Regions from separate parts of the Mus musculus genome. Here regions 1 and 3 are each linked to region 2. A link is a loop called in an ENCODE intact Hi-C map of the cell type or tissue named here. Cell type or tissue: left cerebral cortex. All regions are shown on one strand. Links, peaks and the distances in the headings refer to the core of each region. The heading gives the core; the rest is flanking DNA. Region 1 has its middle 25 kb from the start of Rfxap. Region 2 overlaps Sertm1 (serine rich and transmembrane domain containing 1). Region 3 has its middle 36 kb from the start of Rfxap.

Region 1 (10,790 bases), core at 256-5,255, 59 kb after region 2:
ATAATATTGAGCCCAAAGTAGATGTACTGCTAAACACCAAGCCAAAAAGATCATTCCACACACAGTCCATCATCTGTGTTACTGGGCTCCACCTTGACAGATTCAACCAATCTCGGGTAGAAAATATTCTGGAAACTATGAGATCTGTGTGTGTACAGATGGACTTTTTCTTCCGCATTATTCCCTAAACTGAATAACAACCATCCACAGAGAGAGCTATGTTGTAGGTAGATTACACTGTAGAGATTCATTATATAGGCATAGTCCTCCATTTTGGCAACATACTTTAGCTTCTTTGGGTTTTTGTTTTCTTAGATTCCTGGATAGATAGAGGAACATCAATAACTAAGTCCTTTGATATAATTATGAACTTTTCCAGAAACAAATGTAGTTACATTTTTACCTCAGCAAATAAGGAAACACAGATAGTATTTATAGCCTAAAAAAAAGAAATGTTATTAGTATTCATTTTTATTAGATAATTTCTTTATTTACATTTCAAATGTTATCCCCTTTCCTAGTTTCCCCTCCAAAGACCCTGTTCCCCTATCCCCTCTCCCTCCCCCTGCTCACCAACCTACCCACTCCCGCTTCCTGACCCAGGCATTCCCCTACACTGGGGCATAGAGCCTTCACAGGACCAAGGGCCTCTGCTCCCATTGATGACCAACTAGTCCATCCTCTGCTACATATGCAGCTGGAGCCATGAGTCCCTACCAAGCGTTATCTTTGGTTGGTGGTTTAGTCCCAGGGAGTTCTAGGGGTACTGGTTAGTTCATATTGTTGTTCCTCCTATAGGGCTACAAACCCCTTCAGCTCCTTGGGTACCCTCTCTAGCTCCTTCATTGGGGACCCTGTGCTCAGTCCAATGGATGGCTGTGAGCATCCACTTCTGTATTTGTCAGACACTGGCAGAGCCTCTCAGGAGACAGCTATATCAGGTTCCTGTCAGCAAGCACTTGTTGGCATCCACAATAGTGTCTGTGTTTAGTGATTATATATGGGATGGGTTGTATGGGTGATTTATGGGGCAGTCTCTGAATGGTCATTCCTTCAATCTCTGTTCCACACTTTGTCTCTATAACTCCTTCCATGGGTATTTTGTTCCCCCTTCGAAGAAGGATCAAAGTATCCACACTTTGGTCTTCCTTCTTCTTGAGTTTCATGTTGTTTGTGAACTGTAACTTGGGTATTCCGAGCTTCTGGGCTAATATCCACTTATCAGTGAGTGCATATCATGTGTGTTCTTTTGTGATTGGGTTACCTCACTCAGGATGATATCCTCCAGATCCATCCATTTGCCCAAGAATTTCATAAATTCATTGTTTTTAATAGCTGAGTAGTACTCCATTGTGTAAACGTACCACATTTTCTGTATCCATTCCTCTGTTGAGGGACATCTGGGTTCTTTCCAGCTTCTGGCTATTATAAATAAGGCTGCTATGAACATAGTGGAGCATGTGTCCTTCTTACCGGTTGGAACATCTTCTGGATGTTCCAGGAGAGGTATTGCTGGATCTTCCGGTAATACTATGTGCAATTTTCTGAGGAAACGCCAGACTGATTTCCAGAGTAGTTGTATAATCTTGCAATCCCACCAGCAATGGAAGAGTGTTCCTCTTTCTCCACATCCTCGCCAGCATCTGCTGTCACCTGAATTTTTGATCTTAGCCATTCTGACTGGTGTGAGGGTTGTTTTGATTCCCATTTCCCTGATGATTAAGGATGTTGAACATTTTTTTTAGGTGCTCTCAGACACTTAATATTCCTTAGTTGAGAATTCTTTGTGTAGCTCTGTACCCCGTTTTAATAGAGTTAATTGTTTCTCTGGAGTCTAACTTCTTGAGTTCTTTGTATATATTAGATATTAGCCCTCTAATGTAGGATGTAGGGTTGGTAAAGATCTTTTCTCAAACTGTTGGTTGCCTTTTTGTCTTATTGACAGTGTCCTTTGCCTTACAGAAGCTTTGCAATTTCATGAGGTCCTATTTGTCAATTCTGATCTTACAGCACAAGCCATTGGTGTTCTGTTCAGGATCATTTTTTTTAAATAAATCGTTCCACACCTCCAGCTCTGAGTAGCGTGATTGGTAGAAGGTCATTATTGGGCCTGAGAGATGGCTTAGCAGCTAAGAACATGAACTGCGGGCTGGAGAGATGGCTCAGCGGTTAAAAGCACTGACTGCTCTTCTGAAGTGCATGAGTTCAAATCCCAGCAACCACATGGTGGCTCACAGCCATCTGTAACGAGATCTATCGCCCTCTTCTGGGGTGTCTGAAGACAGCTAGAGGTACTTAGATATAATAATAAATAAACCTTCAAAAAAAAAGAAGAACCTGAACTGCTCTTGCATAGAATTTGAGTTCAGTTCTCAGCACCACATCGGGTAGTTCACAAGCATCTGTAACTCCAGCTCCCGATATCCCACACCTCCGACATACAGGGAACTACACTCATATGCAAACGCCTCTTCCACATGCACATAATTATAAATAAGATACTTTTCAAAAAAGAAACTTAGTATTGCCCTTGGTTTCTGCAGAGCTAAGGCTAGTTTTGTCCTTAGCAGGTCACTCAAACACATTGCCATTGATTCGATCATCAGTTAAGCAAATACGGGGCTCAGAGAGAGACAAAGATGAACGCAGCAGCTTCTCTACTTCTTTCGTCATGGTTACTTATTCTTGATAGTCACTGTTAAAATAGTTTATTTATTTTATGTGCATGGTGCTTTGCCAGCTTGTGTGTCTGTGCACCACATGTGGGAGGTATCTGCAGAGACTAGAAGAGAGTGCCGGATCCTCTGGAGCTGGAGTGACAGGTGGTTATTATCTATCATGTGAGTTCTGGGAATTAAACACAGGCCTTCTGCAAGAGGAGCCAATGCTGTTAACCACTGAGCCATCTCTCCAGCCAGTCTTTTCTATCAGTGGTGGGTGGGTTCATGTGGAAATGAGTCCCTCCTGGAGATACCAGGTTGTTCTCAGAATAATGAAGCACCACCCCCACCCCCTACATCTACAAATGCTTGCTGGAGCTTTCCCTGACTGTGACAGATGGCTTGTACTCTCTGCAGCAGAAGCTGATATGCTAGCCAATTGTTATCGAATTCTGCCCCTCAGGAATTATAATGAATGTGAAATGCTGGTGAGGATGTGAGGAAGGAATTCCTATACACTGTTACTAGGAATACAAATTAGTAGAGTTATTATAGAAAATCATATGGAGGCTCTTCCAGAAACTAAAATGAGATCTACTATATTATATATGTTATATAATATACGTGTGTGTGTGTGTGTGTCTTAGTTAGGGTTTTATTGCTGTGAACAGATACCATAACCAAGGCAACTCATAAGGACAGCATTTAATTGGGGCTGGCTTACAGGTTCAGAGGTTCAGTCCAATATCATCAAGGCAGGAACATGGTAGTATCCAGGCTGCATGGTACAGGAGGAGCTGAGAGTTCTACATCTTCATGGAAATCTACTAGGAGAAGACTAGCTTCCAGGCAGCTAGGACAGGGTCTTAAAGCCCACATCCACAGTGGCACACCTACTCCAACAAGGCCACACTTCCTAATAGTGCCACTCTCTGGGCCAACTACATACAAACCATCACAATACCATTTCCGGACTTCTGCTAAAAACAGAAATTGGTATATCGAAGAGATAGGTGCATGTCCATATTTATGGGGCACTGCTATTATAGCTAAGATCTGGACTCCACGTAGGCGCTCAATGATGATGAATGATAAAGTGTGGTACATATGCACAGTTGAATAGTATTCAGCCTCAGAGAAAGATGGAATCTTGCCTTATGTAAGAACCTAGGTAGAGGATATTATATTAAGTAAAATAGGTTTGGGGGGGCATTGATTTTTTTTCCTGTGTGGAAGTTTTAAAAACAAATGTAATCCAAAGGATAGAACCCTGGCTACTGGCGGTTAAAGTGCAGTGGGGAAGGTGGGTAAAGCGAGGCTGGAAGAGCTCCGTGAGCTTACTGAAGTATCACCCTGATGTGGACCCATGTGCAATTATTATGTGTTAACCACAAATAGACTTAGGGGGAATTACAAATCATGTTATACTACTAACAACCACATTCACATACACTGCTAACAAAATATGCAGTTAGGAAGTAGGAGTGACTTAAGAAGCTAAAGCTTAGAAGCTTTTCCACCAAGCTCCAAGCTCCTGAAGGGGAGCTCACTGCTCCACCTGAACCAGGAGACCTGCAGTCCACTCTCAGAGCACGGTCCACAAATGAAGCTGTTCGAGATCTTTGATCCAAGCAAATGAGAGTCTTGTATTCCTCTATAACACGGATGTGGTCTTGGAGTATACTGTTCATGCCTCTCATGTAAATAGGAATGGGTTTGTATCAAGTTCCACATTGCTGCTTGCTTTTGCTATTCAAAAACACTCCCAAGAACTGGTTGCCCTTGGGACTGCATACAGCCTAAACTCATATGACCTTGCCTAACCTTCAGAACATCCTCAGAATATAAATTGTGTGATGCCCTGATTAAAGTTGGCCACTGCATAAGATTTTAGTTTGGGGCTAGAGAGATGGCTCAGAGGTTAAGAGCGCTGACTACTCTTCCAGAGGTACTGAGTTCAGTTCCCAGGAATGACATAGTGGCTCACAACCATCTGAAATTTGATCCGATGCCCTCTTCTGGTGTGTCTCTGTATTCATATAAAATAAATAAATCTTTAAAAAAAAAAAAGATTTTAGTCTGCCTCATTTTTAGGCTCGACTCTTCCAGGTTCATACCACCAACTATAGCAGTTAACAATCCATCCATCCTTTTAAAACCAGGAGTGTTGGTGCATGACTTTAAGCCCAGCACTTGAGACACAGAGACAGGCAAATGGAGATCTATGAGCATGAGGCCAGCCTGATCTACATGGGGGATCCAGGTATGCCAGGACTTCAGAGAGTTCCTGTTTCAAAACAAATTTAAAAATTTAAATCCCGTAGACTGCTTAAAATACTTTACAGATGATGAGAATTGGACACAAAATTTGACTTTTGACTTATAAACCTGGCACATCCCTGAACTGGCACCAGACTCTCCAATCTTTCCATTTAAAACCTGTAGAACATATTGGCGTGTCCCTGGTAAGGCCTTTTTAATCTTACCTTCAGGAGACCCTGGCCAGAGAGAAGGGCCAGGGTAGCCTCCTCTAGACCCTCTGCCCTGTGTGGGGTCGCCCAACCCTGATCTCAGTTCCTGATGCCTGCATTCCAACGCCGCTGTCCTTCAGACTGCACATTCCATCCCTCATGTATCTCCTGCACTGCAGTATTATACAAATGGAAGAAAGGAAGAAAGGGAGGGAGGGAGGGAGGGAGGGAGGGAGGGAGGGAGGGAGGGAGGGAGGAAGGAAGGAAGGAAGGGAGGGAGGGAGGAAGAGATATCACAACCAAGGCAACTCTTATGAAAGACAACATCTAACTGGGGCTGGCTTACTGGTTCTGTTGGCTCAGTCCATTATCATCATGGTGGGAAGCATGACAGTGTCTAGACAGGCATGGCGCTGGAGGAGCTGAGAGTTCTACATCTTGTTCAGAAGACAAACAGAAGACTGTCTTCCAGGAACCTAAGAGGAGGGTCTCAATGCCCACCCCCACAGTAACACACTTCCTCCAACAAGGCCACACCTACTCCAACAAGGCCACACCTCCTAATAGCAAAGATCCCAAAGCCAAGTGTATTCAAACCACCACAGATCATTTAGCAAACCCATTTAAGTCTCCAAGGAACAGACTAAACCACACCCATTTGTGGCAAGGAGAAATCTGCACATTTATTTTTAACACTATTAGACATATAAACATCCTTCAGTCTGAAAATCTACACATATCATCCCTCCTCCCACTGGTGACTCATTCCTCACAAATTCATTCTTTTACTATTAAATTCCCTTCTCATACGTGAGAATTCCTATCAGTGCAAAGCTGTTTTATTTTGATTTTACAGGGATTATTTTAAGGTGTGTGTGTGGGATTTATTCCAAAGAATACCCAGTTGTGGTAGAGCGCCGTACACTTACATGACTTAGGAAGCAGCACTTGGAAGCTGAGCAAATATCCAGGTTTGGGATTTAGGAACTGGAAAATTGATCTATGTAAATTAACTAGTTGCCCCTGACATATGATCCTTCCTGCATCACAGCAGGCTCCATCTTGTGTTCTCTCCAAGAACAAGGGCTGATGCTGAACTTCCCACATACAACCTGAAGGGCTGTATCACTGACGCCTGCTTCCTGTGTATGGATGGATGGAAATCTGATCGCCCAGCTCCAGGCTCCGGCTGCCTGCTGCCATGCTTTCCCATCGTGATGCGCTCTATCCCTCTGAAATCTTGAAGGAAAAATGAACCCTTCCTTCCTTGAATCATTTCCAGTCATGGTGTTTTATCACAGCAACTGAAAAGTGATTAATACAAGACGGCACCTAAAAGGGACCCCAGCCTGTGATGCCTGGCACTGAGCCAGATGCTTAACTTCATGAAGAAAAATAATTACATGCGTGCATGTGCATGCACATGTGTGTGCGTGTGTGTATTTTGTTTTAACAGTTTGGACCAGAACTGGGAAGAGAGGGGTGTCATTATGTCTACCTCATCCACAGAGGTTTTTTGACTTGTGGAAAGCAGAAAGCCAAGAAGTCTGCACGTGTAGATTTTGCCTTTTCTTGGAACCTAGGACCAGGACTCTTAGGACTGACTGTTTTCACATATCCTATAGGAGTCCTAATTCCTAGGACCCATTACAATCCCACTCCTCCCATCTACCTTGAAAACCTAAAGAGTGCATGATGAGATATATCTTCTTATGTTATCCACGAAGATATATCTTCTTGGAGAATTTTCTTGGGCTCATCTAGTGCTTTATACTAAACTTGTATTTGATACCACTTCCCTGTCATATGCAAAGGCACACAAGTAGGGAGGTTCCTAAGAAAAGAATAAATTTTTTTTATTTCAAAAAAAAAAAAAAGAAGAAGAAGATTGCTTCTGAACTACATCCTCTATGTCACAGTTTGGCTCAGCAACAAAGCAGTGGGCAGTAAGGTACTGCATAATCTTTACCTTGTATATGCATTGATGAACATTCGCAGTCACGAAGCAAATCCAAGTACTCCTCATGAAAAACCGTCACTCACAGCTCTTAGGATGCATTTAAGGACACCACGGTAGGCTGAAACATAGACCCAGCCCACACCGTCAGCCATGAAAACTGACTGTCATCTACTCTGTCTCCCCCTTTTCTTAACTTTATAGATGTGATAAAATCAATGGTTTGGGGATGAGGTAATCCTAATTTATCCAGGACCACTGTGAATGCAGTCATGTGTGTCCTTATAGGAGAGAGGCTGAAAGAGTGTAGGAAAGGATGAAAGAAGGAAAAGACTAATGGCAGAGATTGGAGTGCTGGGGCTTTGAGCCCAGGGGAGTGTGGCTGCCACTAGAGGATGGGGAAATCTAGTCTTGTGGCCATTGTGGTTTGACATGTTGGGCTTTTAAAACTGTGTGATAACAAATTTATGTCATATTAAGCTGCTATGTTTGCATGTTAACTTGTTCTAGCATCCATAGGAAGTGAACATAGCTACCTTTGGGCTTGGTTTGGTTTTTTTTTTTTTTCCAGTTTTGCTGAGTCCTTGTAAAATCATTAAGTGAGACTTCAATTAACTCTGTGTTGAAGAAACTTTTTAATACTGAGAAAGTATAACAAGGTGTTTTCCATAGAACACAAGATTGTCTCTAATTCTTTCTAATTTATTCTTAGAGTGTGTGATGTATAAAAAGGCCAAAGATTGGGCATACTGATGCACACCTATAATCCCAAGTCTTGTGGAGAGCAGGCAGGGAGATCTCAAGTTGGGAGACAATCTGAGCTTTGCAGTTAAGACATTATCGCAAGACCCAAACAAAACAGAACTAAGTAGCCCTAACATACAGAAACAACCAGGTCATTGTGAAATATTTCTGGGGCAAGAGAGGGCTGGCAAAGAAGAAACAACAGGTTTCTGAACATTTGCAAACAATACCCTCTACAAAGTAGAAAATAACTACATTGGTTTCAGTGCTAGGTTGTCAGACAGAAGAGAACTGTCCATAACCAGAGAATGATGTTAAATGAAGCTAGCCTGAAACATACCCACTGCATTTGGGAGTTGGAAATTACTAGTTACGTCAGCAAGATCAGTGCTGGTGGATTTACAGGGTCAGAACACAAAGCAGGAACCTGAGGGACATGAATGAGAAGACAGGATTGCAGCACAGAAGACAGAGAGCGCACTATAAGAAGGCTGTTGGTGGTGAATGAAGACAGAGTAGGAGTTGGAGAGAACCTGTTATGGTGTGCAAGATTTCAGTTTGCTTGTCTGAAAGCTACCCAGCTCAGAAACAGAGCCTAAAGATTCCAATTTTGGTGACTGCAGATGAAGGTCTGTGCTTGATAACATTTTTGAAGGATCTAGAGTTGGATGGATCGTGTGCAGGTAAGAGAGCCAGTCTTGCTGGCCAAAGAGAAGGGAGGACGGCAACTCAGTAAGCAGTTTACCATGAAGAGTCTAGAAGTCGAAGGAGCCCTGCCTGTGAGATCTCCCTTCCATTTCCCAGGGCTACAGACGGAGGGTGGTAAACATGAGAACAGGCCATTGGCTGTGAAAATTGAAGGTTATGTGTGACCTTTGCAAGAGTTGGTGTCAGGATGCCATCTGGCAAACAGACATGGAGCAGGGACCTGAAGCCTGGATTCCTTTCCTCCAAATCAAGGATTTATGCAGGCACCAATGGGGACACTGCTTCTCCAAAAGTGTATGGAATGGTGGCTGTGGTCATCTCCACACTGCATTCTTTCTCTATCATATCCAGAGCACAAGAATGGAAAGGATTAGATGCTCTAAACCATAATGGTGCCCCAAAGACACCACATTCCTAGCAAAATACCATTCTGGAAGGCCCCTTCCTCAGTCAAGTCTAGCTAATAGAGAAAGAGTATGTTCAAGTTTATATTTCAAGGGGATATTGTAACCAACTTCTGATATGATATCCTTTGGTTCCTTGGGATAAACTTTAGTCTGAAAATGTCAAGACCTCTGTACTGGCTAGTTTTGTGTCAACTTGACACAGCTGGAGTTATCACAGAGAAAGGAGCTTCAGTTGAGGAAATGCCTCCATGAGATACAACTGTTTAAGGCATTTTCTCAATTAGTGATCTAGGGGGAAAGGCCCCTTGTGGGTGGAACCATCTCTGGGCTGGTAGTCTTGGGTTCTATAAGAGAGCAGGCTGAGCAAGCCAGGAGAAGCAAGCCAGTAAAGAACATCCCTCCATGGCCTCTGCATCAGCTCCTGCTCCCTGACCTGCTTGAGTTCCAGTCCTGACTTCTTTCAGTGATGAAACACTGAAATGAACAGCAATGTGGAAATGTAAGCTGAATAAACCCTTTCGTCCCCAACTTGCTTCTAGGTCATGATGTTTGTGCAGGAATAGAAACCCTGACTAAAACAACCTCTGACCACCTGACAAAGTTATTAACAGAATGGCAGTGATCAACACACATCTTTCAATAGCTTTAAGTATGTATTGCTTCAACTCCCCCATCAAAAAACACAGGTTTAGTGGAAGGATCAAGAAATGAAATCCAACTGGGCAGTGGTGGTGCATGCCTTCAATCCCAGCACTTGGGAGGCAGAGGCAGGTGGATTTCTGAGTTCGAGGCCAGCCTGGTCTACAGTCTGAGTTCCAGGACAGCCAGGACTACACAGAGAAACCCTGTCTTGAAGAAAAAAAAAAAAAGAAGAGGAAGAAAAGAAAAAATGAAAAAGAAATGAAATCCATCTTTCTGTTTTCTAAAAGGAAAAAAAATACTTTAAAAAATAGGTAGCAGGTAGTACCTTAACGTGAAAGGATGGAAATGGTTTCTGAGAAAGTGGGTCTAGAAAGCAGTCAGATGTCGTTAACCTAATCGATAGCAAAATGGACTTCAAATTAAACAAATCAGAAGTGATAAGGGACACTTCGTTTGATCAGATAAATGATGAATATATTGGAATTTGAAATATATACACACCAAACTCTGGCACATGATATTTTATAAACAGCAGACTTTGGAGTTAACGACACAGAATAACTCTAACTCAGTAATAGAGGGTGATTTCAACATCCCACTTTCTCCCTCCTGAAAGGTCATCTGGATAAAAAAATAAATAAACAAAGAAACATCCGAATGAAATGGCATCACACATCAAATGGGCTGAATAGAGATCTACAGAGTGTTCCTCAGTGTGAGAAGCATGAGGAAGGAATGAGCCCCAAGTTCATGGTGCTCACACAGATTGCTATGAGTGAATTGTGGAGCAGTACTGAGCAAGATAGTGACTCCAACAAACTAGATGGAAAGTCGTGACTATACATGTTCTTCTATATGATAAAATAGAAGCTGCCAACCACGGAGTTGATAAAATGGAAAATGTAAGCGTGTATAATGAGGAAAAGGCTTCATTTTTCCAATTTACAAAAACATTAAAACAGTCCTCATGTTAAACAGATTTGTGTTGTCTGCATAACAAAAGAGGCTCTGCTTAACAGGGAGTCATGGGATGAATTCTATTTAACAATGATTTCTCAAAGCAAATAAAACAGCGTTCTATGCAATATGTATGCATATGAAATGGGATATATTTAGGCATAAAAGGGAAAAATACTGTCATGTACAGCCACATGGCTGGAACTACAGGTCTTTCTATTGAGTGAAGTAAGCCAGATACAGA
Region 2 (11,100 bases), core at 2,432-7,431:
AATTCTGGAAAGGGAAAATCGAAGCTTGTTTTTATATCTCATTTATGCTGAAAGGACATAAATATTGTTTGTTTCTTGGGGAATTGTTTCATTCTATTCCTTCCCTGGTGGGTTTCATAATTAAGCCTCCCTGAAAGAAAAACTAAAAATGAGATTACAGATGTGTTATTTCCTTGCACTGAGCTGTGTGTGTTATTGTTTCTGCAGTCTCCGTGGACAAGTGATCCCTGCTGTTGCTGCCTTTGTTTAAAAACCAAGACGGTTTGTTGTGCTGACATCCTAGCCTGTGATTGCTGCTGCTGCTGCTGTCATGATCGAGCAATGTCAGTTTCGCCACTCTTAAGCCCTGTGTGAACCGCGGACTCCGGACGCGGACGCGAACACGGACTGGACGCGGACCAACGTTTGAGCGTGCCTGCTCACACCTCCCCTCTTCGTAGAGATGTCGGAGGCTGACTCATCATCTGGATTTGCCGGAAGTGTGGAGAATGGAACTTTCCTGGAGCTGTTTCCCACATCGCTGTCCACGTCGGTGGACTCGTCCTCGGGCCACCTGTCCAACGTCTACATCTATGTCTCCATATTCCTCAGCCTCCTGGCTTTCCTGCTTCTGCTGCTGATCATTGCTCTTCAGAGGCTGAAGAACATCATCTCTTCCAGCTCCTCGTACCCGGAGTATCCTAGTGACGCTGGGAGTTCTTTCACCAACCTAGAGGTGTGTAGTATCTCCTCTCAGAGGTCGACGTTTTCAAACCTCTCATCCTGAAGGAAATATTCCAAATGAGAATGGCTTTGGTTTCTCCGTACTGGAGGTATTGCTTCATGAAAGAAATGAGCATCAGGGCAGACCTGTTTTCCTCCTTCGTTTTTAAATTTCTTTTCTCCTGAGTATATGCTTCTTTTGTGAAGAGAGGAGCCATGCTGGTGGAAATGCAGGTAAACTTTGAGGCATGGGATTCCACACAAAGTTCATGGGTCACCTGAAGCCTGCTCAGCACTGTGTTGGGCACCACGGACTCAGACTACAGGGGAGACTGGGAAGAGACACTTCCACCCTGACTCTCTTACAAAAGACCGGGCACTGGAGACGAGCAGAAACTGGAAAGCCAAGTAGAGACTGTTTAGAAGATATTTTCTGTATTTAAAAGATAAAGCAGAGACGGGGGGGGGGGGGGGGGGGGGAGGGAGAGGGAGAAGGAGAGGGAAAAGAGAGAGAGAAATTATATTTAACATATAACATTTCCAAAGGGAGGTTAAAATTGGCTAAATGTTTTTATTTAATTTCACCTTAGCAAATGTCACGCATGATGAGGACTGTTCCAGGGGCGTGGAAAGCTTTGGCGACACAAGGAAAGTGTGTCATGAGGCAGTTGGCCCTGCTTTCTGCTCCTGGGTTTCCTCCTGGCTTGTGTTGCAGCCAGATTGCTCTCCGGCTATGGAATCCTTTGTGACGGTCACTGTTGCTATTACTAAGTGAAGCCCAGAAGAGGCCCAATTCATTTTAATTTCCTCACTATGGTTTCCATCCAGTGGGAATTAAATATAAAGACATATTCGTTGAGTTGCATTTTATACAGTGATATTCCTAGCACTCGTGTGCTCCTTCATTTCCATCCTTTAAAGCTTTGCTGCACAATAACATGGCCTCTAAGGTGTCAGTGTGTGCTCATGTGATTTCTCGATCCTTAGGGACAATGTCGCTAATAGTCGTGTCATCCTCCACACACGGGGCCTGTCTCTGATGACTTGTTCATGTTGACATAATGCTCTGGTTTTCTAAGCGGTGAGTTTATGCTAAAACTGCAGACATTGCAATTGGGTAGCTGCAGACACTGGGCGCTGCTATCCTGAGGCCACCCACGGGTGTCCATGAGATGAGGCACAGCTGTGAGCACAAGGCTGTGCAGGGAATTGATCAGAGCCAATGACAGCTTGTATGGATACGAATTTAAAATCAATGTGTAAAATAAATGGTCCACAGACTGAACTCTGAGCTGGGTAACCTGAGTGCCGCCGAGCCAACATACAGGTCTTTCTTAGGCAAAGTAGTTATTCCCTGCTCACAAAATGTGATAATCTCAAACACTGTAACTCCCACACATAAACACACCCAGCGGATAGGTTGTGCAGTCAGGACACCCTGGGGACTGGAATGGGAGAAAGAGTGAAACATTTTCCAGGCCCTGCCTGACATCCTAGACACGCTGAGGGTTTAAAGTGGTCAAGACTATCAAAGGCTGCTTCCTTCTTTTTTCTCCTCAGTCAGATCGGGACACACTTAGCTACTTACATTTCCAAAGTATCTACAGACACCATCAGACCAGTGCAGATGCTGCCCTACAACGTGTAGTGAAAAATCTTGTGTCAGCTGTCATGTAACGTGTGACTTAATACATATTAAAATCTTGGACTGGAGAGGTTCTGCAGTTTGGGTGCAAACTGCCATTCTCTGAGTGCACATTCTCTCTGTGGGCACATGGATGCGTGTAAATACGTACACGCGGTGTGTGCACAGACACGTGGATGCGTGCACAGGTTTTCAGGGAAACGTTGTGGGACAGCTATCAGGAATTCAGAAGCATCTGCAATGTCACTTATGCTCTTCTGATCATTTTGGTTCTTTGGGTAAAGAGATTCTAACAAATAAAAGGACAAACATCCCGAATGACAAGTCAACCTCGTCAGGTCCCGTCCTGCAGAGGTAACTTCATATTCTTTTCTCCTGGAATAGATTCAAAGACTTTAGACAGCAAAACTACCGAAGTCAAACTCACTTGCCTCTCTGCAGGTGCGCTGCCTAACTAGCCACATCGATTCTTGTGCCTGGAGATAGGCGGAGCAATTAGTAGCAGAACTCACCGGTGGAAAAGAGGCATCGCCACTAAGCATTGTAGAACTTGGGAGGAATCTGTCTTGTGGAAATGTTCAGAGAGACTGGAATACAGGTATACAAATAAAGAAGTGGAGTCTGTTGAAAGCCTGGCTTCCTATTTTGTTCAGCAATTTAGTCTCCTAGAGAAGACACTTTGCCTAAGAGTTCTAAGTATATCTATAGAATCTATAGCTACATAATATCCATATATTAAATGCCCATGGGGGTTGGAGAAATGGCACGGTGGATGAGAGAACATACTGATTTCCAGAGGATCAAAATTCAAGTCCCAGCACCAGCGTTGGATGGATCACAACCCCAGCTCCAGGGGATTAAATGCTATCTTCTAGCCCCTTCAGGCACTCACATACACATGGCAAACACAGGCATGTGCATGTATGTTTTATACAGTGTATCTGTGGAATGTGTGGACATACTTTTATCCATATCACCACTGATCTAAAGAAGGATCAACAATGTATAACCAGATGCCATCCTCTCCTCATGGTTGTAGGGACCACCCCCACCCCCACCCCCGTTGGCAGTGATTGATTCTCAGATTGGCCTAATGAGAAGACTGACATCACAAGGGTGCTTAGAAATTTTACAAGTTCCTACCAAATCAAGCATCTAAAACTCACAGGGGGCTCCAGGTGCCAAGGAGGAGAAGGGGGAGAAAGAAGGAGAGGAGGCAGGGGAGGAAGAGAGAGAAGCCAGGACACTTTTTTTCTCCACAAGCCCCAGGAATAAGGCAGTAAGCATGGCTCATGTATACCTGAGAAGAGAACTCTTCTCTACATCACTACCAACTGCAGCATCTCCAATCTGAACGTTGGTCTACCTGCCACTCCCTCACAGACCCACAGACACCCCCTCTCTGCTGGACTCCAGGCCATCTCCTAAACATAGGGAGATGCTACTATTGTGATGGTTCAGAAGAAAAGACAGGCGAGCAAGGTCTATCTCATTGTGCTCCTTGGTTCCTACAACTCTGCTTTCACAAGTCAAAGCTTGTGTAACAGACTAGAGGATTGTAGGGGGGAGAATGTGTCTTGTCTACTAAGACACCCACAGACCAGATAGTCAAACCTTCAAAGTCAAACACAAGCACCAGTTTCTGTTGGTGCCCTTGCCTTGACATCAGCCTCCCATCTGTCACCAACGCCAGGGATCACCTTCCTATTCTCCATTAACAAGGTCCCCTGGGGCCACCTCCATCAGTCCAATGCACAGCGCCTTAGCCTTTAGCCTTTAGACAGCCTGAGTATCCAAGGGAGACTGACTCGATTCTTAAGGTCCCTTTACCTCAATTTAACGGAGCTTTCAATGGCAAATGGAATATGCTAATTTCCCTCCATGTATATCCCTCCATTTCAGAATTATGCCCAAGCCACTAACACCTCATAAAACACTTCCTGCCAATACTGCTTTTTACTCTGACTCTGACCATTCTTCTGACTGCAGAGACCTCATCAAACCAGCCCGAATGGAGCTTTTCTTTTTTTCTTAGCTGAAGTCCACACTGCATAAGCAGTGTGCCATCCTGAACACTGTAAGAAAGGGTTAGCAAGTATTTATCAAATATGAGAGTGCATCCCTCAGTGCTGGACAGAGCAAACAGATACAGTTCCTGCACTCCCAAGACTCATGAGTGAGGGATGGAGGTACCCAGAGGAAAATGAAAAAACAAAAACAAAGCAAACAAACAAACAAACAAAAACCCTGGTGAATATAATTGAAGAGCACAGTCATGACAGGAAATGTCCCTAAAGGGAGTGTACTTGGGGAAATAGTTGAACGGCTTCTAAAAGTGTATTCTCTGAAAAGAGAAGAGAATACACGAAATCCCTGAAGTAGGGAGAGCCTTGGCTCTTGCGAGCAGAATAATTAGTGCTGGGGCCTGAGATGTGGTGTTGGGAGGTGGGCAAGACAAGACAAGCGGGGCTTATGAGATACATAATGGAATTTATGTTTAAGAAAGATTACTCCAATTTCTTCTGGGAAAGAGACCAAAGATGGACAAACAGTCCTATTCAGATGCATTCTGGGTGGGATACAGGAGTGGGTGGAGAGTTGTTCTGCCTGCTACAAATATCTGTTCATCTTCTAGCCATGGAGACAGACTTAGCTAAGACTGAGTTTATCACACAACCCATCCCTCCTCCACCACTTCTCTCTCTGTCTCTCTCTCTCTCTCTCTCTCTCTCTCTCTCTCTCTCTCTCTCTCTCTCTCTTTCTCTCTCTCTCTCACACACACACACACACACACACACACACACACACTTGCATTCCCTCCTCTCCTCTCTTGACTTGTCCCCATTTGGCCCTTATTTAAAGTCTTTCAATCATTTTCAGGCCACACTGAGACTCTTACTCCAGTATTTTTAACACGTTGTATGACTAATGCTCCAACAAAACTCTAATGCCACAGTAAAGTTGCAGCATTTAAAATCTTGCTTCTTTCAAAATCCCATTTCTAAACAAGCTATTGTTCTTTGTACCCTAGAAAGAGGGAACAGCTTCCTGTAGCTAGGTAGTATTCTGGGATGTTTTCTCCTTGGTTATCTGCCAGCCCTATGAATTTATGCTAACCTCCTTACAACATGGGCTTAATCTAGACAGGCATTTATTTAAATGCCTCCAGTTATTTCCTCTGTGGCCTCAGATAACATGACCTGAGGTCCCAGGCCTTGATAAAATAAAGAAGTAATGATGATTTTAAATACTGTGCAGATTCAATGACAGCCATATGCGAACTAACACCTCACTGTTTAGTGCATGGTAATATATGCATGTGTCAAGCCAACATCATTTAGAACATTTGGCTTTATGGGGTTCAAATCTTCCCACTGTTTCTTTCTACCACCCACTCTCTCTGTTTTTTCTGCACCTAATCCCTCTCCTCTTCTCCCTTCCTTTGCACACCTAATTTAACCTTTCATATGCTGAGCCTTCTGCCCCGGGTCATCTTCTGCCTTTAGCCTCTCACTGGTCTGCCTATGGCCCACCATAGGTATACAGGGCTAGATGGAGGGCTTCCTGTATCCCTTTCTTCCAAGGGGTCCACTTATTCAGCGTATCCCCTACCTATGAACCATAAATGATATTCTTGTTTCATGTGCAAGCAGAATTGGTTAGGAAACATGCAAGCTTAAAGACTTCTGTTGAGGATCGTGCCGTTCAGAAAGCATCACCAATGTGCTGGAGAGGCTGGGGGTTATAACGAAGCTGGCATGGACTCAAGGAAAGTCAAATGGAGTATGGTGCTATGTTCTTCAAGGCTTTTGTCAAAGAAGCTTCTTTTTGCAGCCGGCAGAGGTTAATGCGTACTCAAAACTTCCCAAGTGTAAAGAATAAGTGATTGAATGCTTAGCCCTAACTGGAGTATCTGTAGCAGTCTCCTCCTGAGGCTCAGGGAACAGCATGGAAGAGGAGGCAAGAAGAATGTAAGGCCCAAGGCATGGAGTAAAGTGCTGTCTATATGATGTGCCCATTGTGCTCATGAACTTGTAGAAGCTATGGTTGCCTGACCTGCACAAAATGAAGCCAATCAGAATTCCAGCTGCAGAGACCATCCAGAGACTGCCCCACCTGGGGATCCATCCCATATACAGTCACCAAACCCAGACACTATTGTGGATGCCAACAAGTGCTTGATGATAGGAGCCTGATATTGATGTCTCCTGAGGGGCTCTGCCAGTGCCTGACAACAGAGGTGGATGATCTCAGCCAACCACTGGACTGAGCACAGGGTCCTCAATGGAAGAACTAGAGAAAGGACCCAAGGAGCTAAAGGGGTTTGCAGCCCCATAGGAGGAACAACAATATGAACTTACCAGTACCCCCAGAGCTCCCTGGGACTAAACCACCTACCAAAGAGTACACATGGATCCAGCCTCATATGTAGCATAGGATGGCCTTGTTGGACATCAATGAGAGGAGAGGCCCTAGGTCCTGAGAAGGCTCAATGCCCCAGTGTAGGGGAATGTCAGGACAGGGAAGGGGGAGTAGGTGGGTTAGTGGGGGGGGGGGGGGGTAAAATAGGGGGTTTTCAGAGGGGAGACTAGGAAAAGGGATAACATTTGAAATGTAAATAAAGAAAATATCTAATAGAAAAAAAACCCTCCAACTTGAATGAGGGAGGAACTCACAAGGTCCCACACATGCTGAGGAACTATTTAATGGCTGCTGGAGGTGGGAGGGTCAGCTTTGCTATGGACCCTGGTAGGCTGTCATTCTCCAATGGACAGCACTAACTGAACTCAGTCGGTGATAAAAAATAGCAATAAAAAGGATAGGGTGTAAAGTTGGGAGGTTGGCATGTTGGAGAGTTCTAGAAGGACTTAGAAGAGTAATAGACATATATTCATATATAAGCATGAAATGGTCAAATAATAAATAGAGTGCTATGTTTTAAGTTGGTAGAGGAATAATGAATTAAATTAAGTTTTGTAATAGGTTTAAGACAAGTATCAGGATATACTTGCTTTAAGAAGTTAGGCTATTGCTTTCTTACCTAAATGTGGACATAGATCCTGTGAGCCTCCCTACACGCTGACATGCTCAAGGCAAAACTATGCAACATTTCTGCAGTGTGGACACAAAACCATGGAAGTTTTGTGGGCAGCCCAAGGAACACGCCAGCACTCTGATAAGAGAAGTGCCTTAGGGGCCCTTCCTAGAGAAGCCTGACTTATTTATGAAATAATGAGCTGTTGCTCACTTGCCAAATGTCTGTTGAACACCTGCCGCGTGTTAGCCATAGTTCTTTGTTCTGGGGATTTGGCAGTAAATAAAACACACCAAGCCCTTCAAGAATTTTACATTCTGGGGGAGAAAAACCTATGGTGTGGTTGGTAATCACTGGTGTGGAAAACAAAAAACCCTGCATAACAAAGAAAGGAGATTGTTGACATTCGGTTGAAAGCTTAGGCAAAGGATACTCTTCTTTCTGAGCAGAGGGTGTTTGAGTGGCAGAATGAATCTTTTTGCTCTTCTCCCCAAATGATTGTGCAAAGGGCAATCTTCCAGGAGATTGCAGTGTGAAAACGATGAGTGAGCACTCCTTATTTCAGTCTCTTACACTCAACAGATTTCAACCAACAGGAAACAACACAGGAAATACTCCATAGATTCATTTGTTTAAAAACAAAAACAAAACAAAACAAAACAAATAAATTAACTTTCATACACTAATTTTGTCCTCGTTGCTATACCTTCTACATGTGAACTATGGAGGTAAGTCTGAGCTCAAAGGATTTGATGGGGGTTTTCTCTACTTAATTGAAATGAACCCTTATGTTAGTATCTGGTCTGCCCAGCCTCGTCCCAACTAGCACTTGTTAGCTCTAAGATTTGCTCTGCTAAGAAGGAGGCATCGGGTATGGCGCACACATGGTGGGAGAAATCTGTGTTCAAGTTGAAGAAGCTTGAGTCAACTGTTGGCCATGTCTGGTACTGAGGCAAGACAGGTAGAGGAGATGCAGGACGTACAAGGATGGGTGGGCACTTCCTCTCCTTATCGACAGCAGTGACAGATCAGAAAAACGCCCCCCACCTTTCATAGCTGGTGTAATGTGGGGTCAGGGAACCACGGGGCCAGGAGGTGCAGGCCTGGAGTCTCATCCATAGGCCTCCGCCTCCTCTGAGAATCTAAGAATAGGCTCCCTACTGAGGAGCCCCAGAATGAAACATAGGTAGCTGTCTTCTAAGGAATAATGAAGAATGGACTCAGTCAATGAGGACTTTACAAAATAGGTCCACCATGTTGCAACAGATCTGGGTGGGTGGATAGATAGATAGATAGATAGATAGATAGATAGATAGATAGATAGATAGAATAAATGATTTTACATATATATGTATATATATTATAAACTTTAAGGTTTTGGAGTCCCTCCATTCTTGGTGCATAGGATGGCTTAGTACCATTCATAAAATGAATGAGTGAAATGAAAGACAGACCAGCCATGTAGACAGACACAGTTCCCTCTGTTCCCAGAAGGGAGACTGCTCTTAAAACCACGAGGTGACCTGACTCACAAGGATTTGTCAGGCACCTTCTTGGAGATCTTCTCTGTTGCATTAAGGACAGGGAGTGGGGAAAAGCCATCTGGAAGCCATGAAGAACCTGGATTGCCAGCTTTGGGAGATTTAACTGTTTCTCTCATAAAGCAGGCCATGGAACATATCCTGAGATTGTCCCCAGAGCCCCAGGGACCACCAGAATAATCTCTAAGAGCAGTTAACACTGCTGAAGAGAAAAGGAGATCTTGAGTGCTGGAGTTTGGCCTTTCTGAGACTTTAACCCTCCCTTTCTGACTCTGGAAGTTAAGGTTCCAGATAGCTATCCCATATAAATGTCAATGTAGTTCAGGCTTATTTGTACCCTGTGCTTTGGTGACCCTGTAGACAATTTGCCCTGAGCTGTTTACCAGCTTAGAGGAAATCCACACTCCAGCATGAACCCTTCCCCTTTAGAGGTCCTTCCCTGTAACTGGTAAAGGTGATTTGTTTCACAACCCCCTCCCCATGTCTGGTGCTGTCCTTCACTAACCCCAAGACTCTTCTTTGGGGTCCCTGTGGTCTCCTCAGCTATTCCCACGAGTACTCACCTGTGCACACACATACTTGAGGACTCTCTGGAGCCTCTATCCTGTGCTCAGTTTCCAATACCTCTTGGCCTGCTCTTCTGAAGGCTAAGATATTAAAACTGTCTTCTCTAGTGACTTTAGCAGTTACTGTGACAGTTAATCTGAATTGCCAACTTGACTAGATATGGAATCACCTTTAAAAAAAAACAGGCATGTTTTTTGGGTGCTTTTCTAGTGGTTACCTTGGGAGGGAAGACAGACACTGAAGGTGAAGGACACCATCCTCTGAGATGTGACCCCAAACTAAATAAAAAGGAGAAAAGAAGAAAGCCAGATAAGCATTGCCCCTGGTTCTCCCAGACGTGAGCAAGAGCCTACTCCCACAGCTTCAAGCAACTCCTTCTGCACCGGAAAAGTGCATCTCCTTAAGCCATGAGGCCCCCCCCCCCAAAAAAAGCCCCTTCGCCCTAAACCATCTCCTTGTCAGGTATTTGGTTGCAGCTACAAGAAGAGCAACTGGTATAGCTACAAGATGTCTGCGCTCTGATCCACAAGAGTGTCTCTGCTGGACGTGCTTTTCAATTGCATTACCACGAGGACATAGTGAAGCAGAGTACAAGATGATGTGCATCTTCTAGTCCTTTGGAGTAGCGCTGACTGTGTACTTATCTAACCTGCATTGTTATCTAACCTATAGTCTCAGGAAGCAGTTATAATGATCATATGTTCTTTGGCGGCAATGTTGTTTAATATTATCCTTGCTCTAGAATCTAAATAAACTGTGTAGTGATAATTTCCTATACTCTCTGCTGAATTAACTTTCTTCCTACATGAAAGCTGCATTCATTAGCTCAAATTGTGTGTGTATGTGTGTGCACGCGTGTGTGCCACTGCATACATATAAAGCAAGCTCTTAACCACCTGTCTCTACACTGAGCTCTGGTATCTCAAATATGACACAATTTGATCAAAAATTTTCCTTAGGAAGATTAGTATTCATCGTCTCATCATACTTGGAAGCCACTGTCCTTGTTTCACCTCAGCTGTGGTAAAACACCACAGGGCTTACTCACCTTGCAATTCCATAGTCCACCATCGCAAAGAAACTGAGGCAAGAACTGAAGAAGTCAGTCATGCCATAGGCACGGTAAAGAGCTGAGAGAGCATGCTTGCCGGTGCTAGATGACTGCTTTTCATTCTGTAACAGGCCCAACCCAGAAAACGGTGCTGTCCAGAGTGGGCAGGATCTTCCCACCTCAATCAATATAATAATAATAAGTAATTAATAATAATAGCCCATGGACATGCCCACAGGTCAAATTTAGCTAGACAATCCCACCTAGGAAGGCCATTCCAGGTTGTGTAAAGTTGACAATCAAAGTTCACCATGACAGCTATCCCCCATTGGTCCTAACTTAAGATGAAAGAGCAGGCTGGGAGGAGATCAGAACCTTGGATACCTGGCCCAGAATGTGAGAAGAGATCATAGTCTCCGAGAACAAACAGGAAAATCACAGAGGAAACCTGCCAGGACTATAAATGAGGATTCAGGAGGTACTGGAGTGAGCCAGTACCAAAGCCTACAGCAGCAATGGAGGTTTAACCCATGCAATGGCTGCCTCGGCCTTGCCCTGT
Region 3 (10,159 bases), core at 4,878-9,877, 53 kb after region 2:
GCGCAGATTATTTGTTTACCAACTTAGAACACAGGATGTCAGCGCCATCTTGTGACGGCGAATGTGGGGGCGGCTTCCCACAACTCTGGGCCTCGGGATTCAGTTCTGCTACATCTTGTTCCATTCTCTTCCTCTGTCTCCTCTTACCCGTTCCCCCACTGAGCTCAGTGAACCTCAGCATCCATCCTGAGGCCACTGCACCTGTGACAACTTCATTCTTACCTACAGCTTCCTCTTCAGTTAAGAGTTCCCAGCTATCCCTGCGCTTATGCTTGCTCCCTGCTCTCTTGGATTTTCTAACATCTCAAACTTGATGTGGCAGAAAAGAAAACTATTTTCTCCTGAATTCTTTGCTGTCTCATCTATAAAATCAAAGAATGCCCTTTGTCTCTGGCTTGTACCTCATGTCCAACCTCAGGGTCACTGAGGCCCCTTCTTTCCAGTCCTTCTGTTAGTTGCAGTGGAGATAATCATGGTCCATTACCTGGAACATGGTGTCCTAACATCCCCCTCGCTGTTCTCCTTGTTCTGTTCTAGCCCATTCATTTTATTTCTACCAGAATTATCTGTCCAAATTTGAAAACAGAATCCACTGCTGAAGCCTCTCCCATGCTGGATATCTTATGCACCCTCTCCAACTCTTCCCAGCTCTGCATCTGTCACTTGTTCTGCCTCATGCACAGCCACACCCAGCATCTCCATCCCTTCCCTTGGAGCTCCCTTGTCTCAGCACAAGACCTGGAGCTTCTGGCACCACCACTTTACAGTTCTACGAAAGCATCAGCCTCTTCAGGAAGCTCCAAGATGGGACAAGGTGTGTTAGACAGTTATGATCCCTACTGCAGGGGAGAAGGAAGAAAAGAAAAGGAGATGGAGAAAAGCAAGAAGGGAGAGAGATGAAGGTGATAGAAGAAAGGGAGGGTTGGAGCATCTTAGAATGAGTATCGTTCTAAGTTAAGCTTGGCAGGACCAATTCAGAGTCTTTGACCTTAACTCTTCTGTGGAAGGAGTTCTTTCCAAGGATAGGCCTGTTTGTGTCTGCTCAGTCATTGAGGGCAGTAGGAAGTGTGGCCTCTTAACAGATCAGCATGTCCAACAATCACCAAGTCACACCATTAGACATGCAATATACTGCATGTAAAAGTGGTTCATTCAAAATAGGGCTGAAAAAAGATCCAAAATGGCAAGTAGATAGCACAACTACTGGCCCTGACCACCACGCCAAGTCCTCCTATTGCATCCGTGCCTCGGATACTATACTGACTAACTCACAGAAAACAAGTGACGAGCTTGGTTCACAGTAGCCTTGGCATCTGCTTTTATGTGGCTGGAAATAGATAGCTGCTTCATCACAGCACACTGGTGGGTGTTTCTAAAACATGGTCAGTATGGTGCTTGTATCATGGACCCCTGGACACAGTTGCCAGGGTAGCAGAAATGAAGACCAGGCTTAAAGGCAAGGCTTCCTGCCACCAAGGCCATTTCAGCTGTAGTGCACCAACAGCAGAGACTGAGGCTGGGCCTCAAGACAGATCTGCTTCTTCACTATCACCTGAACACATACCTAGGGTTAAGCTTGTTATATAAGGTCATGAGCACACTCTATGGGGTCATTGACCATTGACCCATAGTAATGGCTTCCTTTCCTTCTACACTGCCTCTTTTCAGCACCACTAGCTAAAGGCTTACAGAATAGAATGCTTTCCCCTTCACCATGCTTATCACCTAAAGTCCCTTTAGCAAAGAAAATGCAAAAATGAGTTTATGACAAGGTGCCAGTATTATCAGTACAGTGGCATTTAGAAGTAGACAACTAAATCAAATAATAACTAGCCTAGTCAAAGCTAAGCTATGGGTGTGGCAACTTGCAAGCCTAATTGATGTCTCCTAGAAGTAATATGTCAGCTACATCAACAGCTGATATGAGCCTCAAACCACAGGAAGATGCTTTCATCCCACCATCAAGCACAGAGACCTTACTTATTGTAGTTTTGTGTCTGCTCCCTGGGACTGCCAGTTCTCCTTAGTTAGAGGTCCTTGTTCTTGTAAATCAGTGTGTAGAAAATGTTCCTGAATTTAGAATTGTGGCTATCAGCTGACCGCTTTGGGACTGCATGCCAATATTTTCAGATATGAGGAAGTGATCTACTGTTAGTTAAGAAACTGGTCTTAGAGCACAGAATAGGTTTATAGAAGAAAACGTTTGAAACCCAGTGGGCTCCCCAAGTCTGCCAGCACTCCACAGATAAGAGCAATGGGAAAATTCGAAAATGATAACTTATCCTGTACAGGGCAGTCACACCTTTCAAAGTTCCACATCATCATACCAGGAACTCAGCCTACACTGGGCAAAACTGGCTAGTGCTGAGAGAAAACCAGAATAGATGTTAAGAGAAACTATCTAGACCAGCTCTGTACAGAGATTGGAGCTATTTCATGAACTTAACTGTTTTATAAAATCACTAGTCACCACCTTGAAGCAGTGTCTGTGGTTCATGGACTTGTACTTTAGAGAAATGGCATGGCTACTTGCTCTTATGGTAATGGAACACCCTGCCTCAGATTCTCTGAGCCTCACCATGGACCTTGGTCAGTTCCTGCCTCAGCCTTTGCTGCAATAACCAATTCTAGATGAGCTATGCAATTCTGCTGCATGAGGCTTACACCTAGTGTCTCTGACCTCTCTTCCTACCCAGCCTCAGAGCAAATACCACTTGACACAGCATGGAATCTAGCTTTCCGGGATGTGCTGGGTGATGGGATGCAGAAGTGTGAAGGAGTCAGTACTCTGCATAAATTTTGTTCAGTGAAAGATTACAGCAAGATGTGGTTGCATATGGATAACTGCTCCATCTACCCTCCGATAGACTGCGCCAAGGCAGTTGTCCTGTGTGACCTTTGGACATGGTCCATGTGTCTAAAACAGACTGCACTTCTCGTGGAAAGACCCAGAAGGTAAGATCTTAAGTCACCTCCCACCCATCGCTTTTGCTGCTCAGTGCCCTGAGATTACTCTTCCTGTTTGGTAGATCTTTTTGGCTAAGGTACAGTTGCGTTGTGTTACTCTACCTGTCTGGAGATCTCTTTGATGTCTGCTCCAGTTCCTGCTGACAATTCCAGTCCCATTGTTTGATGGCTATCTATCTTGCAGAAAATCCAAGTTTTTTTGTTTTATTGTTGTTGTTTTGTTTTGTTTTGTTTTGTTTTGTTTTGTTTTGCTTGAGACAAGGTCTCTGAAGCCCTAGCTGGCCTCCAGCCCACAATCCTTGGTATTCACAAAATTCATCACACTAATGAAAATATTCTAAAGTGTCTTTGGAGTCTTCTAACTTAATACTGAAAGATGAAAAACAAAGTCAGACATGATTGGGCAACTGTTAACTACATATCCTTCCAATTGTGTTGAAAATAAATCTATTGAAATTCAAATAAAACTATACAGAGACAAGCTAAATGTTCATAATGCAGCTGAAACTTCTCTGAAAACACAGATGAAGCCATACAGAGTACAGAACAGGAAGGTTTCCTGCACAGACACAGAAGAAAAGGGGGGTCCTAGGAGCACCACTGTGACAGCCCCACCCTAGTGGGGCTCTAGGAAGTAAAAAGTAACTCACTTTGTGCACAACTAAAACACAACAAAGAAGACATTTTTCTGTTGCACCTTTAAAAAATTAGTAAGCTATTTATATTTTTTATAATATTCTTAATTTAAAGGCTAATTTAAGTGTCATAAAACACATTTTGAGGTACAATCAAAGAGACGTCCCCACAAATGAATTTTATTTTACAGCATCCACAATTGACATGTTCCAGGAATGTGCTAAGTGCTAGAAGTAGTTTTGAAAAATGTTGCCACTTTGCACAAAAACAAGAACTCTGAAATATAATAGACTTTTTCATTACTTGAAATAGCATGGAAAATAGCCCTAACTTTTGAATGATACAGAGGGCTACTTTTGGCAAAATACCTAGAAAACTTACTAAAAAGGCATTATTGTACTTCTTTATTATACAAAACATCAAGTCCAGAATTGCTGTCTGTGATGACAAGAAGCTGTCAGGAAATGAGAGATTACTCAAAACAGCCATAAATACTTTTAATTTCTTCCTTCAGCATAAGGCTACCACATTAATAATGAATGAGAGATTGCCATTTCTTAAAAGAGATGAGCTATGGAGGAGAATATTTTGGAAGATGGATTTGGAATTAATTCCATCACTGTACAAACATGGAATTTAAAATGAAGCATGCCACCTGTAATGACCCTTCTCTCACAATTTTAGAATTAAAAATTAAAAAATTGAAGTCTATTTTTAAATCTTTTACTGGTGGAATTTCAGAAAGTTTGGACCAATTTATAAAATATTATAAAATGCAGACCATTTGGATGACTTAGCACACATAACTAACTGCCTTGATATAAGGGATATCTGTGAGTAACTTCCACTAAAAATTTTTTGCATAACCCATGAAGTGGAAATTAAAGACCAAAATTAACCTGTAATAGGTACGACCTATGACGCACACAGACATGGCAATAGACATCCTTGACTTAGAAACTAGCACTACTGTATTGTACATAAGCATCTTTTTATAGGACATAAGTGGTCTTGCCTTGGACATAGGCAACTTAAAATTGGGAAAATATATCCTTGCACTGAGTGCCACTATCTTCTTACTGGGCATGCACATGTTTGCACTGAACACAGACATACCCACTTTAGACATTTCGTTCCTTGCTTTAGACTTGAGCTTCCTTGGCTTGGACATAAGATCTCTTGAGGGGTGACCACCATGGGCAATAAAACTATGCAAAGAAACAAAATTTACAACCAGAACTTAAAATCAAGTTCTGGTTTCTAAAAAACCAACATGGTTTACTCAATCAATGATAATGCATAAAAAAGCATTCTCTTAGAACTTGAATTTATCTATATTTATCTATAATTCAAGTTTGTAATTTAGAATGTATGTCAGTCATCAGCAAAGCTATTTGACAACAACTTGCTGAATATGACACAAACAACATAGACAACTAAAGAAAATACAGATAAATTGGGCATCAGCAAAATTCTAAACAGGCTGAGAAAGAAATTAGGGAAATAACTCCCTTCACAAAAGCCACAAATAGTATAAAATATCTTGAGGTAACTCTAACCAAACAAGTGAAAGACGTGTATAACAATAACTTCAAGTCTCTCAAGAAAGAAATCGAAGATCTCAAAAAATGGAGAGATCTCTCATGCTCATGGATTGGCAGAATTAACATAGTAAAAATGGACATCCTACCAAAGGCAATCTATAGATTCAGTGCAATCCCCATCAAAATCCCAATACAATTCTTTAAAGACATGGAAAGAGCAATTCTCAAATTGATCTGGAAAGGCAAAGAAACCAGAAGAGCGAAAACAATTCTTTACAACAAAAGAACAGCTGGGGGAATCATCATCTCTGACCTCAAGCTTTACTACAGAGCAACAGTGATAAAAAAAAAAAAACAACAACAAACAAACAAAAAAAAACTGCATGGTGTGTGGCATGCATAGAGACAGATATGTTGATCAATGGAATAGAATTGAAGACCCAGAAATAAAAGCACACACTTACTGTCACTTGATCTTTGACAAAGACACCAAAAATATACAATGAAAAAAGAAAGCATCTTCAATAAATGGTGCTAGTCTAACTGGCTGTCTGTATGTAGAAGAATAAAAATAGACCCATATTTGTCATCTTGTGCAAAGCTCAAGTCCAAGTGGATCAAGGACCTCAACATAAAACCAGATACACTGAATCTAATAGAAGAGAAATTGGGAAAGAGCCTTGAACTCATTGGCACAGGGGGAAATTTCTTAAACAGAACTCCAATGGCTCATAATCTAAGATCAAGAATGGATAAATGGGACTTCATAAAAATGGAAAGCTTCTGTAAGGCAAAGAACATAATCGATAAGACAAATCAGCAGCCTACTGATTGGGAAAAAATCTTCACTAATCCCACATCCGATAGAAAGCTAATATCCAATTATATAAAGAACTCGAGAAGGTATCACCAAAAACAAAACAAAACAACAACAAAAAAAAAAAAACAGACAACCCAATCAAAAAAAATGGGATATAGAACTAAACCAAGAATCCACAACTGAGGAATCTCGAATGGCTGAGAAACACCTAAAGAAATGTTCAAAGTCCTTAGTGATCAGAGAAATGCAAATCAAAACGACCCTGAGATTCCACCTTACACCAGTCAGAATGGCTAAGATCAAAACCTTAGGTGACAACACATGTTAGAAAGGATTAGGAGAAACAGAAACACTCCTCCATTGCTGGTGGCATTGTAAACTGGTACAACCACTCTGGAAATCAGTCTGGAGGTTCCTCAGAAAATTGGAAGTAGATCTACCTGAAGATCCAGCTACACCACTCTTGGGAATATACCCAAAAGATGCCCCATCATGCCATAGGGGCACATGTTCCACTATTTTCATAGCAGCCTTAATTGTGATTGCCAGAAGCTGGAAGCAACGTAGATTTCCCACGACAGAAGAATGGATACAGAAAAGGTGGCTCATTTACACAATGGAACACTACTCAGCTGTTAAGAAGAAGGACATCCTGACTTTTGCAGGCAAATGGATGGAACTAGAAAATATCATCCTAAGTGAGGTAACTCAGACCCAAAAGGACATGCATGGTATATGCTTATTAATAAGTGGATATTAGACAAAAAGAAAAAAGAAAAAGAAAAAGCCCATACAGAATACACAAGATACAGCCCACAGAATTTAAAAGGCTCAACAAGCTGAAGTGCCCAAGTGAGGATGCTTCAGTCCCACTTGGGAGAGAGAAGAAAGCAATCACAAGTGGGGAGGGAGGGACGGACGGAGGGAGGGAGGGAGGGAGGGAGGGAGGGAGGGAGGGAGGGAGGAAGGAAAGAAGGGAGGGAGGAAAGAAGGGAGGGACTTTGGAGAGAATGTGGAGGGGGACAGTGGGGGGTGGGGGTAAAGGGGAACCTGATCTGGTATTGGGTGAGGGAAAAGGACTGAAGCCCTGAAGGCCAGTAGAAAGAATGTAAACAAGCAACCTCAGGAAATAGGAGGTTGGGGGGATTCCCCCAGAATGCACCAGGGACCTGGGAGGTGAGAGACTCCCAAGACTCATAGGGAGGGACCTTTGATGCAGTAGGGAGAGGGAAATTATAGAGCCCACCTCCAGCAGTAAGACAGGGCATCCCGTGAGGGATGGGGTTGCCATCCCACAGTCACAACTCTGGCCCATAATTGTTCCTGTCTGGAAGAATTACAGGGATAGTAATGGAAAGGAGCCTGACGAAAACAAGGTCAAGCGACAGGCCCAAAGTGGGATCCAATTCAAGGGGAGGTCTCAAGGCCTGACACTACTACTGAGGTTGTGGAATGTTCACAAAAAGGGATCTATCATGACTGCATGCCGAAAGACGCAACAAGCAGCTGAAAGAGTCAGATGCAGTTATTTGCACCCAACCAATGGACAAAAGCAGCTGACCTCTGTTGTTGAATTAGGGACGGCTGAAAGATGATGAGAAGGGTGATCCTGTAGGAGGACCAGCAGTCTCAATTAATCTGGACCCTGAGGTCTTTCAAACACTGGACCACCAAACAGACAGCTGATATGTCTGTTTGGATATATAAACTGTCTGTTTGGAGTGTAAAAAACGAATTATAAACAAAATTAAATTTAAACACCAGCTGATATGAGGCCCCCAACACACATACAATAGAGGACTTCCAGGTCTGTGTTCATTCAGAAATGAAGCACCTAACCCTTAAAAGACTGGAGGCCTCAGGGAGTTTAGAGGTCAGGTGGGGTGGGGGATGTGGGCATCCACGTGGAGATGGGGTTGGGTGGGGAGGAGGTGTGGTATGTGGAGCAGTCGGATGGTGGATGGGGAGGGGCGGGGAATGGAATATGGAGTGTAAAAAATGAATGACAAATAAAATTAAATTTTAAAAAATTCTAAGCATTTAGGCTCTATTAACAGAAGGAAAAAACAGCCTAGAGAATGGTAAAGAACACTGGCAAGTCAGACAACCAGTAAGAGGTAAATGCCACTTAAAACTCCCTGTTACTCATGGTACAACAGAAAACTAGAGTCTCAGCTAAAAAAATATCCAAAGGACTCAGATGAACACAGCTCCAAAGATGTCAACGACCCATGAAAAAGATGTATGATGTCACAAGTCACTATGGAAACACACACACACAAAAACCATACAGAGATGGTACTTCATACCAGAAAGATGGCTGTTAGTTAAAAGAAATAAACTGCTAATAACAGGCATGTGTGATGATGTAGGTGGGAAGTACAGCCCTCATGTACTGCTTCGAACCCCTGTGAAGCCACAAGGGAGAAGACAGCATGATGCTTCCTCAAAACTTCAGGCAGAGCATATAATGACATATCAGTTCTAGGGCTGAAAGCAAACTATGAGAGGATCCGAGTATTGTACATCAGTGTCCACAGCAACATTGTTCACTGTAGCAAAACTGAGGAAGTGACCAAGTGTCCATCCCCAGGCAGTCTGACAGACAATGCACTCGTACACAGACAGAGAGTGGGGCATTGTACAAGTTGAAAAGGGAAGAAAGCTCCAAGACTCGATAACATTACTGAACCTTACTGGCATCAGTCTGAGATAAGCCAGACCCAGAAGGGCCAATGTGGTGTGAATCCGCTTGTCTGAAATATGTAGAACAGTCAGGCTCATGAGACAGAAAGAAGATGATTCCAAGAGCTGGGGTGGGGAGGAGTGGGGACACACTCTTTAAGGAGCACAGAGTTTCTATTAGGGACAATGCAAACAAACAGAACCAGGGCTCCCCAGTGAGGTGGTGACACACTGGCCAGGATAGTAAAACTGGCTCTTATGCCACTTTGACATTATGAGCATTTTGCAACATTAACAATGGATTTACATCTGAACACTAGGAAGGCTGGATGCATCACTGTTTCTGTCTTTAGACCAGTACAAATGCAAATAACGCTCGAGGAAGGAAGCAAAGAGGAAGCAAGGAGGGTCTGAAGAACACAGATACTAAGCCTTGGGAAACACCAGGAAGATAGTCTCTAGAGCACAAGATTTTCCTCACATGGATCTTGTGCTTGGATGTTTTCTGTCCTTGTGTCAAGTTCACAGCAGCTGAGCCACAATCCAGAGCCTAATTGTAAAGAACTGCTTTGGTTCATCCTTAAAGCAAGGATGCTATTAATCTCAAGATATGAAAGTTAAGGAATCCTTCCTGTACTGGCTAGTTTTGTGTCAACTTGACACAGCTGGAGTTATCACAGAGAAAGGAGCTTCAGTTGAGGAAATGCCTCCATGAGATACAACTGTAAGGCATTTTCTCAATTAGTGATCAAGGGGGAAAGGCCCTTTGTAGGTGGGACCATCTCTGGGCTGGTAGTCTTGGTTCTATAAGAGAGCAGGCTGAGCAAGCCAGGGGAAGCAAGCCAGTAAAGAACATCCCTCCATGGCCTCTGCATCAGCTCCTGCTTCCTGACCTGCTTGAGTTCCAGTCCTGACATCCTTTGGTGATGAACAGCAATGTGAAAAGTGTAAGCTGAATAAACCCTTTCCTCCCCAATTTGCTTCTTGGTCATGATGTTTGTGCAGGAATAGAAGCCCTGACTAAGACACTTCCTTAAGAAGAAAAAAAGAGATGGCATTACTGTAATACAATCTTAATATTATAACATTTTAATTTTTTTAGATTTTAAAAGTTTATGTGTTTAGCTGTTACCCCTGTATGTATGTACACATACCATGAACATGCCTGGTGCTCATGGAGATCATAAGAGGTCACCAGAACCCTGAAATTGGAGTTACAGAAGACTGTGAGCCACCAGGTAAGTGCTGGGAATCAAACCTAGGTGTTCTGCAAGAGCAGCCAGTGCTCTTAACCACTGAGCCCTCTCCCAAGCCCCCTGTTGCATTTTACTTATAAAATGTTACTCTGCTTGCTAGGACTCCAACATCGTAATGTCTCTTTGGTATAAAGTGACTCTATTGGAACCTGGAGATTCTTCTCTTCTCTTCCTCCAGAGCTTTTCAAGCGGACCTGGCACATCCCAAGTGTATCATGGGTACTTGTAAGATACTAAAGGAATGAACTAAG

The links. Hi-C counts contacts between places; a loop is a spot of excess contacts. Peaks named below come from ENCODE experiments on the same cell type or tissue, not always from the same donor. Only the 100,000 strongest peaks of a DNase experiment are listed, where the experiment ranks them.
Region 1: it touches region 2 in a loop (2.5-fold over the local background); 3 of 42 quality-filtered maps call a loop at or near these places.
Region 3: it touches region 2 in a loop (2.6-fold over the local background); 3 of 42 quality-filtered maps call a loop at or near these places.

What each region holds. Positions count from the first base shown.
Region 1 is chr3:54,827,769-54,838,558 of GRCm38, reverse strand. No RefSeq gene overlaps it. Among named protein-coding and RNA genes, the nearest start is that of Rfxap, 25 kb to the right of the region's middle. In left cerebral cortex, for the core only: no CTCF peak of the experiment used is centred there; DNase peaks (open chromatin) are centred at 2,795 and 3,015.
Region 2 is chr3:54,888,945-54,900,044 of GRCm38, reverse strand. It overlaps Sertm1 (serine rich and transmembrane domain containing 1), which reads left to right. Exons shown (of 3, transcript NM_177854.4): 3 at 208-2,977. The coding sequence starts at 443. The coding sequence ends at 766. Among named protein-coding and RNA genes, the nearest start is that of Sertm1, 21 kb to the left of the region's middle. In left cerebral cortex, for the core only: no CTCF peak of the experiment used is centred there; DNase peaks (open chromatin) are centred at 4,909, 5,269 and 5,506.
Region 3 is chr3:54,839,103-54,849,261 of GRCm38, reverse strand. No RefSeq gene overlaps it. Among named protein-coding and RNA genes, the nearest start is that of Rfxap, 36 kb to the right of the region's middle. In left cerebral cortex, for the core only: no CTCF peak of the experiment used is centred there; no DNase peak of the experiment used is centred there.